Regions from separate parts of the Homo sapiens genome. Here regions 1 and 2 are each linked to region 3. Evidence: read pairs that join two places in POLR2A ChIA-PET (ENCODE). Cell type or tissue: PC-9. All regions are shown on one strand. Region 1 overlaps EIF5 (eukaryotic translation initiation factor 5). Region 2 overlaps RCOR1 (REST corepressor 1). Region 3 has its middle 28 kb from the start of LINC00605.

Region 1 (5,000 bases), 190 kb after region 3:
TTACAAGAGCATCACCTAAAATGTGACAAAAGATGTTGAAAGGATGAAAAAAGGTATAGTAGACATACACTAACCAAAAATGTAGCTCTTTGAATCTCAGAAAAAAGTAGATTTTAATAAAGTGTGAAAGTTGTCAATCAAAGCGGAGTCACTTGTGTTCAAGAAACAAAAAAACAACCCGAACAAATAGAGTAGGGTTTGCAGTCTTGCGATGGTGAAGGGTCTCATGCTGGTATGCCCAATAACGAAATTATCACAAAAGATTGCAAAAACCACAGCCTTGCACAAAAAGCATCACAGCCTTATGCAAAAAATACTTCAAGGACATCTACCCAGCAACAGCCTGTCCAGCTGTGGACTTGCATCGCCCTTGTTATGGATCTTTGTAGCCACAGGTGGTAATCTCAAAACAGTTATGTAATCTTCATTTATCCTTTAAAAACCATTCTCGGCCACGCGTGGTGGCTCACGCCTGTAATAACAGCACTTTGGGAGGCCGAGGAGGGTGGATCACCTGAGGTTGGGAGTTTGAGACCAGCCTGACCAATGTGGCGAAACCTCATCTCTACTAAAAATACAAAAACTTAGCCAGGTGGGGTGGTGCATGCCTGTAATCCCAGCTACTCGGCTGAGGCAGGAGAATCGCTTGAACCTGGGAGGTGGATGTTGCAGTGAGCCGAGATCGTGCTACTGTGCTCCAGCCTGGGCGACAGAGTGAGACTCCATCTCAAAAAAAAAAAAAAAATTCTCTCCCTTTACCTCCCTAAAGTACACACACAGCTCACAATGACGTGTATTCCCATTGCAATGCCCTATTCCTGAATACATATCTTTCTTTTAGAGAGCTCGTCTCTCTCATTTAATTGACATAAATGGGGTCAGAAATGGGACCTAAAGAAAGATGACTATCAGAAAAAAATACTCTTTTTTGGCCAGTATGCATGAGCCCTTTGCGCTGTAGGCTTCCATGGCTCAAATTTTTGTCCCTGGTGAGTCTTCTCTCAGGCCAGCCCTCCCTGTTTTTGGTGGAGGCTTTGTTTTTCTTTTCTTTTTTCTTTTTTTCCTTTTTTTTTTTTTTGAGACGGAGTCTTGCTCTGTAGCCCAGGCTGGAGTGCAGTGGCGCAATCCCGGCTCACTGCAAGCTCCGTCTCCTGGATTCACCCCGTTCTCCTGCCTCAGCCTCCAGAGTAGCTGGGACGACAGGCGCACGCTGCCACATCCGGCTAATTTTTTGTATTTTTAGTAGACACGGGGTTTCACCATGTTAGCCAGGATGGTCTCGATCTCCTGACCTCGTGATCTGCCCGCCTTGGCCTCCCAAAGTGGTGGGATTACAGGCGTGAGCCACTGTGCCTGGCCTATTTTTTTTTCTTTTCTTTTTTTTTTTTTTTTGGTAGAGGCTTTTTGATATTCAAGATCAGGTTTGGTTATAAGGCCACCTTAATAAAGAACCTTACATCCCTCCTGAGATGATAAAAGACTGACTTTTCTGGTAAGTCCTTTCTGGTATAAAGACAGAGGTCTCTAGCTTGAGTATTCTGGTTTCTATTGAATTCACATTCTATCTGTGAGGCATGTCATTTCTGGTGAATTCACTTTTGGTCTGAGCGTGTAATTTGATCTGCATGCCTGGGTTAAAATTTTGTGAACACTCATCTCTTGGTGTCCTGTGATTTGGTTTCACTCGTTTCCCTGGGTTTTTTTCTAAACACCTTCCACGTTTTAAATAGTGGGCTCAGGATGTCTAATTAAAAGCCACTAGGGCAGTTGCCACCATCTAAAACACCAATCCAAACTCCTGACATTCTCTCACAGGATAAAAAAGATATTCTGGTCGGGCACAGTGGCTCACGCCTGTAATCCCAACACTTTGGGAGGCTGAGGTAGGAGGATCACTTGAGACCAGGAGTTTGAGACCAGCCTGGGCAACAAAGTGATACCCTGTCTCTACAAAAAAAACTGAAAAATTTAGCCAGGCACAGTGGCCTGCACCTGTAGTCCCAGCTACTCAAGAGGCTAAGGTAGGAGGATCCCTTGAGCCCAAGAGTTCAAGGTTGCAGAGAGCTATGATCGTACCACCGCAGTCCAGCCTGGGTGTCAGAGCAAGACCCTGTCTCAAAAAAAGAAATTTTACAGAAGTACAACTCCTAACAGAATAATGCTGGCCTGGCGCTTTGAAATGATTGCAAAAAAACTATGGAACAGACAAAATTGAACTCAATAATGGACTCTAAGTAGACTTAGCTGACAGCCACTCCCTTCGAACCTCCCTCGTTGTTCACAGGTGGCTAGAAGGTTTTGACACTGGCTCCTAGTCCCCAATCACTCCCTGCAGTGTGGGACAAGACTGGCAGCCAGGACAGATCCACCCTGGTATCAAGGGACAATCAAGACCCAGCCACAGGATGACTGACCAGCGATGCTTTCAGAGAGAGATGCTGACCAGAGGCGGAAACGTGAAGGCTGTCAGAATGAGAATGGAGTCATTTGTATTTTAAAAGGCAAACACCAAACAAAAAAAAACCCTGAGAAATAGAGCCAGGTGAGGCTGTGAAGAGAGCATTCTCATGCTTGTTTGTCCTATCACGACTGTCAACGATCACAAAAGACTGCAAAAACCACAACCTGCACAAAGGCCGTCACAACCTTCCACAAATAATACTTCTACAAGGACATCTACCCAGCAACTGCCTGTCCAACCTTGGACCGGCGTCGGCCTTGTTATTGACCTTCATGGCCAAGGCTGATTATCTCAAAACAATTATGTAATCCTCCTCACTTTTCCTTTAAAAGCTATTCTCTCCCTTTACCTTCCTAAAGTACACACATAGCTCACTATGACATGCATATTCCCATTGCAATGCCCTGTTCGCAGATACCTTTTTCTTTGAGAGAGCCTCTCTCTGTTTATTTTGTTGACAAACCAAGAAAAGTCATTAGGAATAAAGAGGATCAGCACAATGTGATGAACAATTCAACACATCAGAAATAAAAGTTCTGACTGGGCACGGTGGCTCACGCCTGTAATCTAAGCACTTTGGGAGGCCAAGGCGGGTGGGTCACCTGAGGTCAGGAGTTCGAGACCAGCCTGGCCACTACTAAAAAATACAAAAATTAGCCAGGCGTGGAGGTGAGTGCCTGTAATCCCAGCTACTCAGTAGGCTGAGGCAGGAGAATTGCTTGAACCCCAGGAAGCAGAGGTTGCAGTAAGCTGAGATCGCACCACTGCACTCCGGCCAGGGCGACAGAGCAAGACTCTGTCTCAAAAAAAAAAAAAAAGAAATAACAGTTCTATCACTGAATGCACCGATGAAATACTCTCAAAATATATAAAGCAAAAGTTTACAAAAGAGCCGTAGTGAAATACCACTACACACCCACCAGAACAGCTGAAATTTGAAACTTGACAACACCAAATAGATGGTGAGGAAGTGGGGCCACTGGAACTCTTACATACTGTGGGTTGGTATGTAATATGATACCAACACTTTAGGAAAAGTTCTAACAATTTCTTACAAAAACTGAACATACACCTGCCTTCTAAACCCACAATTCCACTCCTAGAGAACTCCACACTTAATAGAAATGAGGCCAGGCGCTGTGGCTCACGCCTCTAATCTCAGCACTTTGGGAGGCTGAGGGAGGTGGATCACGAGGTCAATAGATCCAGACCATCCTGGCCAACATGGTGAAACCCTGTCGCTACTAAAAATACAAAAATTAGCTGGGCATGTGGCACACGCCTGTAGTCCCAGCTACTCGAGAGGCTGCGGCAGGTGAATCACTTGAACCCAGGAGGCGGAGCTTGCAGTGAGCTGAGGTCGTGCCACTGCACTCCAGCCTGGTGAAAGATCGAGACTTTGATGCAAGAAATACATAAATAAATAAATATGAAAGCAAGCGTTCCTGAAAACACTTATGAGAATGGCTATTGCAGCTTTTTTTCATAATAATCCCAAACTGTAAACATCACAAGGACCTATTAACAGGAGAATGGATAAACAAACTGTACCATATGCTCAAAATTGGATATTAACAATAAAAAGGAATGAATTACTAATGTGCACAACAAAAGTTATGAATCTCAAAAATGTACTAAATGAAAGAAGCCTTAACAAAGAAGAATACGTATGTACAGTTCCATTTATATGAAGTTCTAAAACAGGCTACACTGATCTGTGGTGAAGAAATCAAGACAGTGATTGCTTCTGTGGATGGTGTGGGGTGGGGATTGATGGGAAAGGGCACAGGGGAACCTTCCACGGTGACAGCAATGTTTTATATCTTGATAGAAGTTTGGGTTACATAGGTGTATGGGTATATGCATTTGTCCCAAATTTGTTCATTTCATTGCATGTAAATTTTACCTTAGGCCGGGCACGGTGGCTTATGTCTGTAATCCCGCACTTTGGGAGGCCCAGGTGGCTGGATCACCTGAGGTCAGGAGTTCGAGACCAGCCTGGCCAACATGGTGAAATCCTGTCTGTACTAAAAATACAAACATTAGCTAGGTGTGGTGGCAGGCATCTGTAATCCCAGCTACTCGGGAGGCTGAGGCAGGAGAATCGCTTGAACCCAGGAGACAGAGGTTACAGTGAGCCGAGATCGGCCATTGCACTCCAGTCTGGGCGACAAGAGCAAAACTCTGTCTCAAAAAATAAAACAAAGTACAAAAAACTAGCAGTATGTGGTGGCACATGTCTGTAGTCATAGCTACTCAGGAGGCTGAGATGGGGAACTCGCTTAAGCCTGGGAAGTTGAGGCTACAGTGAACCATGATCATGCCACTGCACTTGAGCCTGGGGGACAGAGTAAGACCCTGTCTCAAAAAAAAAATAGATAAAATAGATATACAAGATATATATTGTATATACAGATATTTCAATTAAAATATATAAAATATGAAATTATGTATTTCATTACATGTCTAAGATTCTCAGAGTGGCCATGGCAACCAGTGTCTCTCAAGATGGCAGCTGTGGTGTCAGCATGGGTCCCAG
Region 2 (5,000 bases), 510 kb before region 3:
AGTGCTGGGATTACAGGCGTGAGCTACTGCACCCAGCCTATTATTATTTTTTAATTGAGACTTGTCTTACTTTCACCCAGGCTGGAGTGTAGTGGTGCAATCTTGCCTCACTGGAGCCTCCGCCTCCTGGGCTCAATCGATCCTCCCACCTCAGCCTCCTGAGTAGCTGGGACCACAGGCACTCGCTACCGTGCCCAGCTAATTTTTTCTATTTTTGGTAGAGACAGGGTTTTGCCACGTTGTCCAGGCTGGCCTCGGCTTCCCAAAGCGTTGGGATTACAGGCATGAGCCACCACGTGCAGCCTATAGTGTTATTCTTTAGTAGTTCCTAAAAGGCTTGTGTTAGATGTTTATAGCTGATAGTTGTGGTTTGAATCTGTGTCCCCAGCCAAATCTTGTGTCGAATTGTCATCCCCAGTGTTGGAGGTGGGGGCCCATGATTGGATCATGGGGGTGGATATCCCCCTTGGTGCTATTTTCATGATAGTGAGTGAGCTCTCGGGCGATCGGGTCGTCTAAAAGTGTGTAGCACCTCCCTCTTGTCTCTCTTGCTCCTCCTCTGGCCATGTTATATGTGCTTGCTTTCCCTTTGCCTTCCACCATGATTATAAGTTTACTGAGGCCTCCCTAGAAGCTGAGCAGATGCCAGCATCATGCTTCCTGTACAGCCTGCAGAACCTTGAGCCATTGAAACCTCTTCTCTTTATAAATTACCTAGTCTCATCTCAGGTATTTCCTTCTTTCTTTCTTTCTTTCTTTCTTTCTTTCTTTCTTTCTTTCTTTCTTTCTTTCTTTCTTTCTTTTTTTTTTTTTTTTTTTTGAGACGGAGTCTGGCTCTGTCGCCCAGGCCGGAGTGCAGTGGTGCGATCTCCACTCACTGCAAGCTCTGCCTCCCGGGTTCACGCCATTCTCCTGCCTCAGCCTCCCGAGTAGCTGGGACTACAGGTGCCTGCCACCACGCCTGGCTAATTTTTTGTATTTTTAGTAGAGACAGGGTTTCACCGTGTTAGCCAGGATGGTTTCGAACTCCTGACCTCAGGTGATCTGCCCGCCTCAGCCTCCCAAAGTGTCGGGATTACAGGTCTGAGCCATTGCGCCCGGCCAGGTATTTTTTTATAGCAGTGTGAGAACAGACTAATACAATAGCCATCATGTAAAATACAGTTTCCATTTTGAGCCAGGCACTTGGGTAAAAATGAAGAGTAGGTAAAAGACAAGATGTAGTTCTAATTTGAGCTTGTCATTTAGTATTTGAGTAATGCCGCATAATGGCTGTGGGTTTCCGATGACACACACCTTTTCATGATGTGGGTGGCCTAGGGAGTAGTGTGTTTGTTGGAACCACAGTTCTCTGCAGAGGGAATATGATTAAGTCTGATCTTTGTAATTTAGAATTAATGAGGCCAGGCGCACTAGCTGACACCTGTAATACCAGCACTTTGAGAGGCGAAGATGGGGAGGATCACTTGAGCCTGAGTTTGAGACCAGCCTGGGCAAGATAGTGAGAACCTGTCTCTACAAGAAAATAAAGAAAAAAATTTTTAAAAAAAGAAAAAAAATATAGAATTGGTATCTTGGCCACACCTCTTTCCCTGTGGTTGAGTTTTTTTTTTTTTTTTTTTTCCTGTTCTTTTCCTTTTTTTTTGAGACAAGATCTCTTCGTCACCTAGGCTGGAGTGCAGTGACATGATCAAGGCTTGCTGCAGTGTCAGTCTCCTGGGCTTAAAGGATCCTCCTGTCTCAGTCTCCCAAGTAGCTGGGACTGGAGGTAGGTGACACTAGCCTGGCTCACTTTAAAAACATTTTTTGTAGAGATAAGGTCTTGCCATGTTGCCCAGGGTGGTCTCAAACTCCTGGCCTCAAGCCATCCTCCCTCCTCAGCCTCCCAAAGTGCTGGGGTCTCTGGCATTCACCACCGCGGACAACCTTTTTTTTTTTTTTTTTTTTTTTTTAAGCTAAATTTTGTTGAATATTTGGATAGGCAATACAGGCATATGGTACAAAATTAAAAGATGCAAAAGGGTTATGCACAAGAGAAGTACATTTCTTAGGCATTCCTGGCCTTCCATTTTCCCTTCCTGGAGGCAGTTTTCTGATTTATTTTCTACAAGGATTCTGTTTAAATACTGGAGAATATCTGACCTGTTGTACTTTACTTTAGAATGGCAGGAAGCTGAATGACTCATGGGCATTTTTCCCTTTGTGAAGCTCATTGACATTCCTTCCTCTCAATACCTTAACTATGGCATGTTTTATAATTTGCTTTTGTTTTTGCTTTATCACAGTATTTTCCTATGTTTTTTATAGTCTTAATTTTTAAGCACTGCTTTAGGTATCTATTAATAGTTCAGAAAGTTGCGAAGATTACAAGCTCATATTTGTGAAAGTGTCTGGCACATAATAGGTGATCAATAAATATTTCCTTCTAGCTTGTCTGTCCCCTATCTCCCACTGGTTGTATGTATGAAACAAAAAAATGAAGGAGAAGGCTGAGCATAGTGGCTCATACCTGTAATCCTAGCACTTTGGGAGGCTGAGGCGAGCGAATTGCCTGAGGTCAGGAGTTAAAGACCAGCCTGGCCAACATGGTGAAACCCCGTCTCTACTAAAAATACAAAAATTAGCCGGGTGTGGTCACAGGCGTCTGTAATCCCAGCTACTCAGGAGGCTGAGGCAAGAGAATTCCTTGAACCTGGGAGGTGGAGGTTGCGGTCAGTCGAGATCGCGCCACTGCACTCCAGCCTGGGCAACAGAGTGAGACTTTTTGTCACACACACACACACACACACACACACACACACACACGTGAAATAAACCTATGAACCAACTAATGCAGTGGATTCCAAAATTAAGATTAAGCTTGTGTAAGTTGTAATGTTTCTTGATGTACCCATTTATTTGAGTGGAAACAGATTCTTTTCATTCTTTGAAATCACTTTGCTGAGATTTTTTTATTTTTTTTATTTTTTTTTTGGAGACAGAGTCTCGCTGTGTCGCCCAGACTGGAGTGCAGTGGTGTGATCTAGGCTCACTGCAACCTCCACCTCCCGGGTTCAAGCGATTCTCCTGCCTCAGCCTCCTGAGTAGCTAGGATTATAGGCATGTGCCACCACACTCAGCTAATTTTTGTATTTCAGTAGAGGTAGGGTTTCACCATGTAGGCCAGGCTGGTCTCAAACTCCTGACCTCAAGCGATCCGCCTGCTCAGCCTCCCTGAGTATTGGGATTATAGGTGTGAGCCACGGTGTCCCGCCAAGCTGAGACATTTTTAAGAAAATGTTTCTGTTTTTTTGTTTATTTGTTTGTTTTGAGATGGAGTCTCACTCTGTCACCCAGGCTGGAGTGCAGTGGTGCCATCACTGCAACCTCTGCCTCCTGGGTTCAAGCAATTCTCCTGTTCCAGCCTCCTAGGTAACTGGGACTGCAGGCTTGCCACCATATACCTGGCTGATTTTTTGTATTTTTAGTAGAGATGGGGTTTTACCATGTTGGCCAGGCTGGTCTTGAACTTCTGACTCAAGCGATCTACCCACCTCAGCCTCCCAAAGTGCTGGGATTACTCCCACAGCACCTGCTCAGAAAAGGTTTCTTTTCTTTTCTTTTTTTTTTTGAGATCAGGTCTCACTCTGTCGCCCAGGGTGTAGTGCAGTCGCGCAATCTCAGCTCACTGCAACCTCCGCCTTCCAGGTTCAGGTGATTCTCTTGCCTCAGCCTCCCAAGCAGGTGGGATTTCAGGCATACACCACCATGCATGGCTCATTTTTGTATTTTTAGTAGAGAGGGGTTTCACCATGTTGGCCAGGATGGTCGCGAACTCCTGACCTCATGTGATCCACCCGCATCAGCCTCCCAAAGTGCTGGGATTATAAGCGTGAATCACTGCACCTGGCTAGAAACATCTTCTAAAGCCTAATCTTTTTTTTTTTTCCTTATATAATTTAGGTTGACTATGTAAACCCAAAACACATAGGGTAGAAACTCGTGAAAAATATTTTTGAGGATATCTTTGCAAAGTGTTGTGCCTCACGGTGCTGGATATGGATGTGTGCTTAGTGTCAGTGCATAGATTTAGGATTTCCCACCTGTATGTATGCTTTTGGTGAGTCCTTTTAGGCGATATGTCCTCATGTTCAAGGAGTAATGGCATACTGGTTCATTTAAACCCATGTTTTAATCCTAATTTAAGACCGATTTACTTCTTCTTGGAGCTAATTTCTTAACTTTTCTGATGATGTTTTTGTTGCTTAAGTTAAGACTAATATAACACAGAAGTCTTACTCATCCTTTTTGATATTAGAGATTTTGGTTTATTAATCTAGTGGAATTTTAAATATCATTTTACATGTTTACTCTCAAGATCTGATGATTGACTGACTGGGTGCAGTGGATCACACCTGTAATCTCAGCACTTTGGGAGGCCAAGGCGGGCAGATCACTTGAGGTCAGGAGTTCGAGACCAGCCTGGCTAACATGGTGAAACCCTGTCTGTAGTAAAAATACAAAAATTAGCCGGACTTGGTGGTGCGTGCCTGTAATCCCAGCTACTGGGGAGACAGAGGTGAGAGAATCACTTGAACCCCAGAGGCGGAGGTTGCAGTGAGCCTAGATCACTCCATTGCACTCCAGCCTGGGCGACAGAGTGAGACTCCGTCTCAAAAAAAAAAAAAAAAAAAAAGAAGATTGAATTAAGGGCAAACTTGGAACAGGCCAGTTTCCCATTATATTGCCTCTCTGAAACAAGTGAAAGAGTTTTCTTTATGAGGGGTGTTCTTTTTAATTTAATTTAATTAATTTTTATTTATTTATTTTGAGACAGAGTCTTGCTCTGTTGCCCAGGCTGGAGTGCAGTGGCATGATCTCGGCTCACTGTAACCTCTGCCTCCCAGGTTCAGGTGATTCTCCTGCCTCAGCCTCCCAAGTAATTGGGATTACAGATGCCCACCGCCACACCCAGCTAATTTTTGTATTTTTAGTGGAGACGGGGTTTCACCATATTGGTG
Region 3 (5,000 bases):
TGGGACTACAGGAGCACACCACCGTGCTCTGCTAATGTAGAGATGGGGTTTTGCCGTGTTGGCCAGGCTGGTCTTGAACTCCTGGCCTCAAGTGATGTGCCAACTTGGCCCCTCAAAGTGCTAGGATTAGAGATGTGAGCCACGCCCAGCCTCAGGTTTTTCAGTTGTTTCAGAGCAGAGGGTAAACCTGGTCCTTGTCCCATTTTGACCAGAATCAGAAGTCCTCTTTGTAAACCAAAAATACAATTCTGAGGCTCCCCATCCATCAGAATGGACCCCACCTCTCAGCCAGGGCACTCCAAAGCTAACCTGAAAAACTGGTTCAGACCATGCCAGGAAGCAGGGTGGGACATGCCTCACGATGCCCTCCTCCCTTTGTGAGTTCTGGAAAAGCCAACCAGTGTTTAAGATCAACACAGACCTTAAGCCTGATAAGAAGTATTTACAAGCTATTCTCTCTGAAGCCTGCTACCTGGAGGCTTCATCTGCAGGATAAAAGCTTTGTCTCCACAACCCCTTATCATAACCCAGACATTCCTTTCTATTGATAATAACTCGTTTTTTTTTTTTGAGATGGAGTCTCACTGTCACCCAGGCTGGAGTGCAGTGGCTCAATCTCAGCTCACTGCAGCCTCCGCCTCTCGGATTCAAGTGATTCTCCCGCCTCAGCCTCCCAGGTAGCTGGGATTACAGGCGCCCACCACCACACCCAGCTAATTTTTGTATTTTTAGTAGAGACAGGGTTTTGCCATGTTGGCCAGCCTGGTCTTGAATTCCTGACCTCACGTGATCTGCCTGCCTCAGCCTCCCAAAGTGCTAGGATTACAGGCATGAGCCACCACACCTGGCCGATAATAACTCTTTCAACCAATTGCCATCAGAAAAATTTTAAATTAAGTCTACCTATAACTTGGAAGTCCCCCACTTGAAGTCGTCCCGCCTTTCTAGGCTGAACCAACGTATTTCTTACATGAATCTGATTGATGTCTCAGGTCTCCTGAAATGTATAAAACGGAGGCTACGCCCTGGTCCCCTTGGGCACAAGGGCTGGGTCATGGGCCATGGTCACTTATATTTGGTTCAGAATAAATCTCTTCGAATCTTTCACCGAGTTTGACTCTTTTCGTTGACATCTTATGTGGTTTAAAACTGTGAGAGACTGTCTTAAAATCTGAATTGAGTCTGTTTAACTGAACTGTCAGAGATTACCAGTGACTTCTGTTGCAACAGGAAGATAAGACAGTGAACCGTTTTGTTTTTAACTATTTCTTTCTTTCTTTTTTTTCTTTTTTAGACAGAGTCTTGCTCTGTCGCCCAGGCTGGAGTGCAGTGGCACGATCTCAGCTCCCTGCAACCTCCACCTCCCGGGTTTAAGAGATTCTCCTGCGTCAGCCTCCCGAGTAGCTGGGATTACAGGCACCCACCACCAAGCTTGGCTAATTTTTGAATTTTTAGTAGAGACAGGGTTTTTTCATGCTGGCTGGGCTGGTCTTGAATTCAAGACCTCAAGTGATCTACCCGCCTTGGCCTCCCAAAGGGCTGGGATTACAGGTGTGAGCCACTGCGCCCGGCCTGTTTTTAACTATTTCTAAGTTTTCACAGGTCTGCGAAGAACAGGCATTTAAGGAGAGAAATGCAAGAGTTCTCTGCCGCTGAATTCCCCCACCTGGCACATGATATGAGGTGTGTGCATGTCGGGACAGTTACAAAGCCTCACTCAACACGAAGTCAGGATCTCTTCCTTCTCCTTGGCTGCCAGGAGTCTGGGAGAGCCGAAATGACAATTTAGAGCAAGAGTCCATCCACTTTTGCGTTCCCTCCTGGCCACTGAAAATCCGCCGTGTTCTCCCCACAGGAGCAGGGGATCCCAGTGCTGGGTTGTGCTGCAGAAACCCCCAAGGGGTCTCCTCCAGGGCCCAGATGCTGGCGCAGCCCTAGCCCCAGCCCCAGCAAATCAGAATAATGGGGATGTTGAATAAAGACCCGAGTTTTCAACACCCCGTCCCTGCCTGCAGTGATTCCGATGATCAATCAGGCGCGAAGCCCAGAGACCCAGGAGGACGAGTCACTGACTGGGCCATGAGACAGGACCCCACAGCCTGCATCCCCACAGCCTGCACCCCGACAGCCTGCACCTCAACAGCCTCCTGCCTGCACCCCTACAACCTTCTGCCTGCACTCCCGACAGCCTCCTGCCTGCACCCCCCACAGCCTGCACCCCAACAGCCTCCTGCCTGCACCCCCCCACAGCTTCCTGCCTGCACCCCCCCACAGCTTCCTGCCTGCACCCCCCCACAGCCTCCTGCCTGCACCCCCCCACAGCTTCCTGCCTGCACCCCCCCACAGCCTCCTGCCTGCACCCCCCACAGCCTGCACCTCAATAGCCTCCTGCCTGCACCCTGACAGCCTCCTGCCTGCATTCCTGCTCACTTCTCCAGTTCCAGTGGAGGCAAAGACTCTGACCCGTGAGTTCTCCAGCACTGAAACCTGTGCTCCCAGCTCCCTGGGGAGGAGGCTGTCCCTGCAATGACCCCATCCTAGCTGGGCTGTGTCATTCTTACAGAGGGTAATGGCTCTACCTGCATTCCTGAGGTTTCTCAGGCTCAGGACCTGTGGAAAGTGAGCCATAGAATCTGCTGGCATTGCAGAGAGGAAAGCCAGACAGCCAGGGTCACAGCCACTGTGACGTCCACCCTCGGAGTCCTCTGTCTGCCACTCTGAACACAGGGTAGAAGCAGTTATTGCAAAACAAATGCCACTGTCCTGTCCAAAAGTGAGATGGGTTTGGTTCCCTACAAAACCTCCCGCAGTGCATGCTAGGAAATTTTGGAGGAAATACCAAACGTCCTTTCATTCATGGCTGAGAGCCTAATCAAGGGAAAACTCTATTGGCCAAAAATGAAAAGGAGCTGCAAAGCAGGCACTAAGCTGACACAGATGCTACAGTGGCCCTGGGGAGATTTGCTAGGCCAGGTAACCAAGACACTTCCATTTCAACGGCCATATTAGGATGGGGAACCAGGCCTTGTTCTGTGAAAGGTTAGCACTGACACCCCTGAATGAAGCCCGTAATTGTGAAGGGCTCTACTCACAGTGGAACTGGTGGATTAAGAGGGAAAAATTCCTTTTTCTTTCAAAAAGTGTCAAGGATGAAGCTTGTCTTGGTTTGATCTCTGGAAAGAGAAAAGTCTCTGTAACTTGGAAGCCAAGGCCAGTCTTCATGTCAGCATGCAGCTCAAACTCACCCCATGTGCAGTTTTAGGAACTGCAAGCTAAGACTCTGACAGGGAGGTGTGGGTAGCCGAGATGACCCTGTTTCTAGCTTCTGCACATGATGCTTTACATCTGGGGTCTTGATTAGCCCGTTCCTAGAGAGTAAAGGACCAGCCTACACGCACGCCACCATACGGCAGCCACCAAACCAGAGCTCCTACCCAGCCACCTCCTCTACTGGCTCTAACACTCTGGGCCCGTCTCCACCTGTCCTGAGCACCCTAGAACCAGGTACCAGACATCTAGGGGCAGTCCCTATGTGCCAGAGCCCGTGAAATTATTTTATTCATGCGTGGCAGTCTTAAACCATTCATCCTGCCTCACGTGTTCCTTCCTGCAGAAACCCTGATAAAGGCTCTTGCCCATGTTTTTCTGCCCTCTCTGCCTCCTGACAGATCCTGGTACTTCCCTGTGTGGCCCCTCTGTGGCATGGCCCCTGCTCTTGGTACCTGTGAGTATAACAAACTATCTTTTCAATAGTATTGATGTAGGATATTTTGCTCCTTAGTTCAGCTAAATCCAGGTTCTTGTCTCACGACCAGGAAAAATTAGGCACATGGACATATTGAAGGGTGAAGAGAGTGGAATTTATTAAGCAAAAGGGGAACTTTCAGCAGAGAGAGGGGTCCCACCAGCCAGCTCCTACCTCACAGATTGAATACCAGGCCACCATGCACAAGCTGAAGAGGCCAGTCTCCTTCCCAGCATAGGGCATGGATTCCTGAAGGCTCCATCCCTTTCTTCCAGTGCGCATGTGAGCCGTTAGTCTGAGCCACACCACATTGATTTATTTCCCTTACTGCGCATGTGTGAAGGGATGGAATTTTTCACTGAGGGCATGTTTAGGTGAGCCCCCTGTGCACAGTGACCTGGACGGGTCGGAGGGTCTCTGAGGACCTTTCCTTATCGGCCTAGGCATTTGGCTGTCTACTGCTTCTATCAGTATAACAAGCTATCTTTTCAATTTGTTTGTTTTCTAAAACAAACAACCAAAAATCTCCTACATTTTAAAGCAGTAAGAAGTTCCCCAGGAGCTTCACACAAAGGGTGAAGTCTATGGAGCAATGTATCTTCAGTGTAGACAGGCTGCCAGGATGCCCTTGGGCACAGCTCCAGTGAAGGGGAACCCATGAGCCATGTTATAGATCGGAGAGGGCACAGACACCTGAGTGACTGCCTTTAGACAAAAAAATGGACTGGGGACGTCTGAAATTTCCAACTACAGGATGACTTGATAGATACACAAAGTTAATATTTAAAGGACAAAATACTATGTTTCATTTGTCATGTTTAAATTCTATTAAAATACTAGAAAGATGGGAAATAACTAAATAAGACTTTTAAAAACAAAAAAGTATCATCACTGAAATCAAATACTTCTGGACACGTAGAACATAATTTTGGACACAGTGAATTTTGGACACATGAACTGCAAGAAAGATCTGAAGTGAGACTCGGGATACAGAATAGAAGTACCGGGGCACAGAGTCCAGTCCAGCAGAATGGAGACTAATTCTGTGGCCCGGTGGGTGTGTTTCTGTTGTCTCTGGCCCCTCTTTGTCCTGGCTTCCGTCCTTGGTGTTTGGACAGAAGCCCCACCTTGTACTTGAACATAATCATGATAGGGACAGGAGGCGGGGAAATTCTGGGCAGAAGAGGGTGAGTCCCCAGTGAGGGCCTCACCCTCAAGCCTGGAATTATAGCCCAAAGTAAGAACATGCATTCCT

Evidence for each region. ChIA-PET counts read pairs that join two places held together with the same protein. Peaks named below come from ENCODE experiments on the same cell type or tissue, not always from the same donor. Only the 100,000 strongest peaks of a DNase experiment are listed, where the experiment ranks them.
Region 1: POLR2A ChIA-PET joins it to region 3 with 23 read pairs; 1 of 35 experiments calls an interaction of 5 or more read pairs at or near these places.
Region 2: POLR2A ChIA-PET joins it to region 3 with 6 read pairs; 1 of 35 experiments calls an interaction of 5 or more read pairs at or near these places.

The regions. Positions count from the first base shown.
Region 1 is chr14:103,344,884-103,349,883 of GRCh38, forward strand. EIF5 (eukaryotic translation initiation factor 5) reads left to right here. Exons shown (of 12, transcript NM_001969.5): 12 at 1-142. Among named protein-coding and RNA genes, the nearest start is that of SNORA28, 9.5 kb to the left of the region's middle. In PC-9, no CTCF peak of the experiment used is centred here; no DNase peak of the experiment used is centred here; H3K27ac peaks cover 907 bases.
Region 2 is chr14:102,653,184-102,658,183 of GRCh38, forward strand. The region is part of intron 2 of RCOR1 (REST corepressor 1); the gene reads left to right. Among named protein-coding and RNA genes, the nearest start is that of RCOR1, 63 kb to the left of the region's middle. RefSeq lists an enhancer at 85-584. In PC-9, no CTCF peak of the experiment used is centred here; a DNase peak (open chromatin) is centred at 2,178; H3K27ac peaks cover 1,663 bases.
Region 3 is chr14:103,158,532-103,163,531 of GRCh38, forward strand. No RefSeq gene overlaps it. Among named protein-coding and RNA genes, the nearest start is that of LINC00605, 28 kb to the right of the region's middle. In PC-9, no CTCF peak of the experiment used is centred here; DNase peaks (open chromatin) are centred at 400 and 2,600; H3K27ac peaks cover 4,508 bases.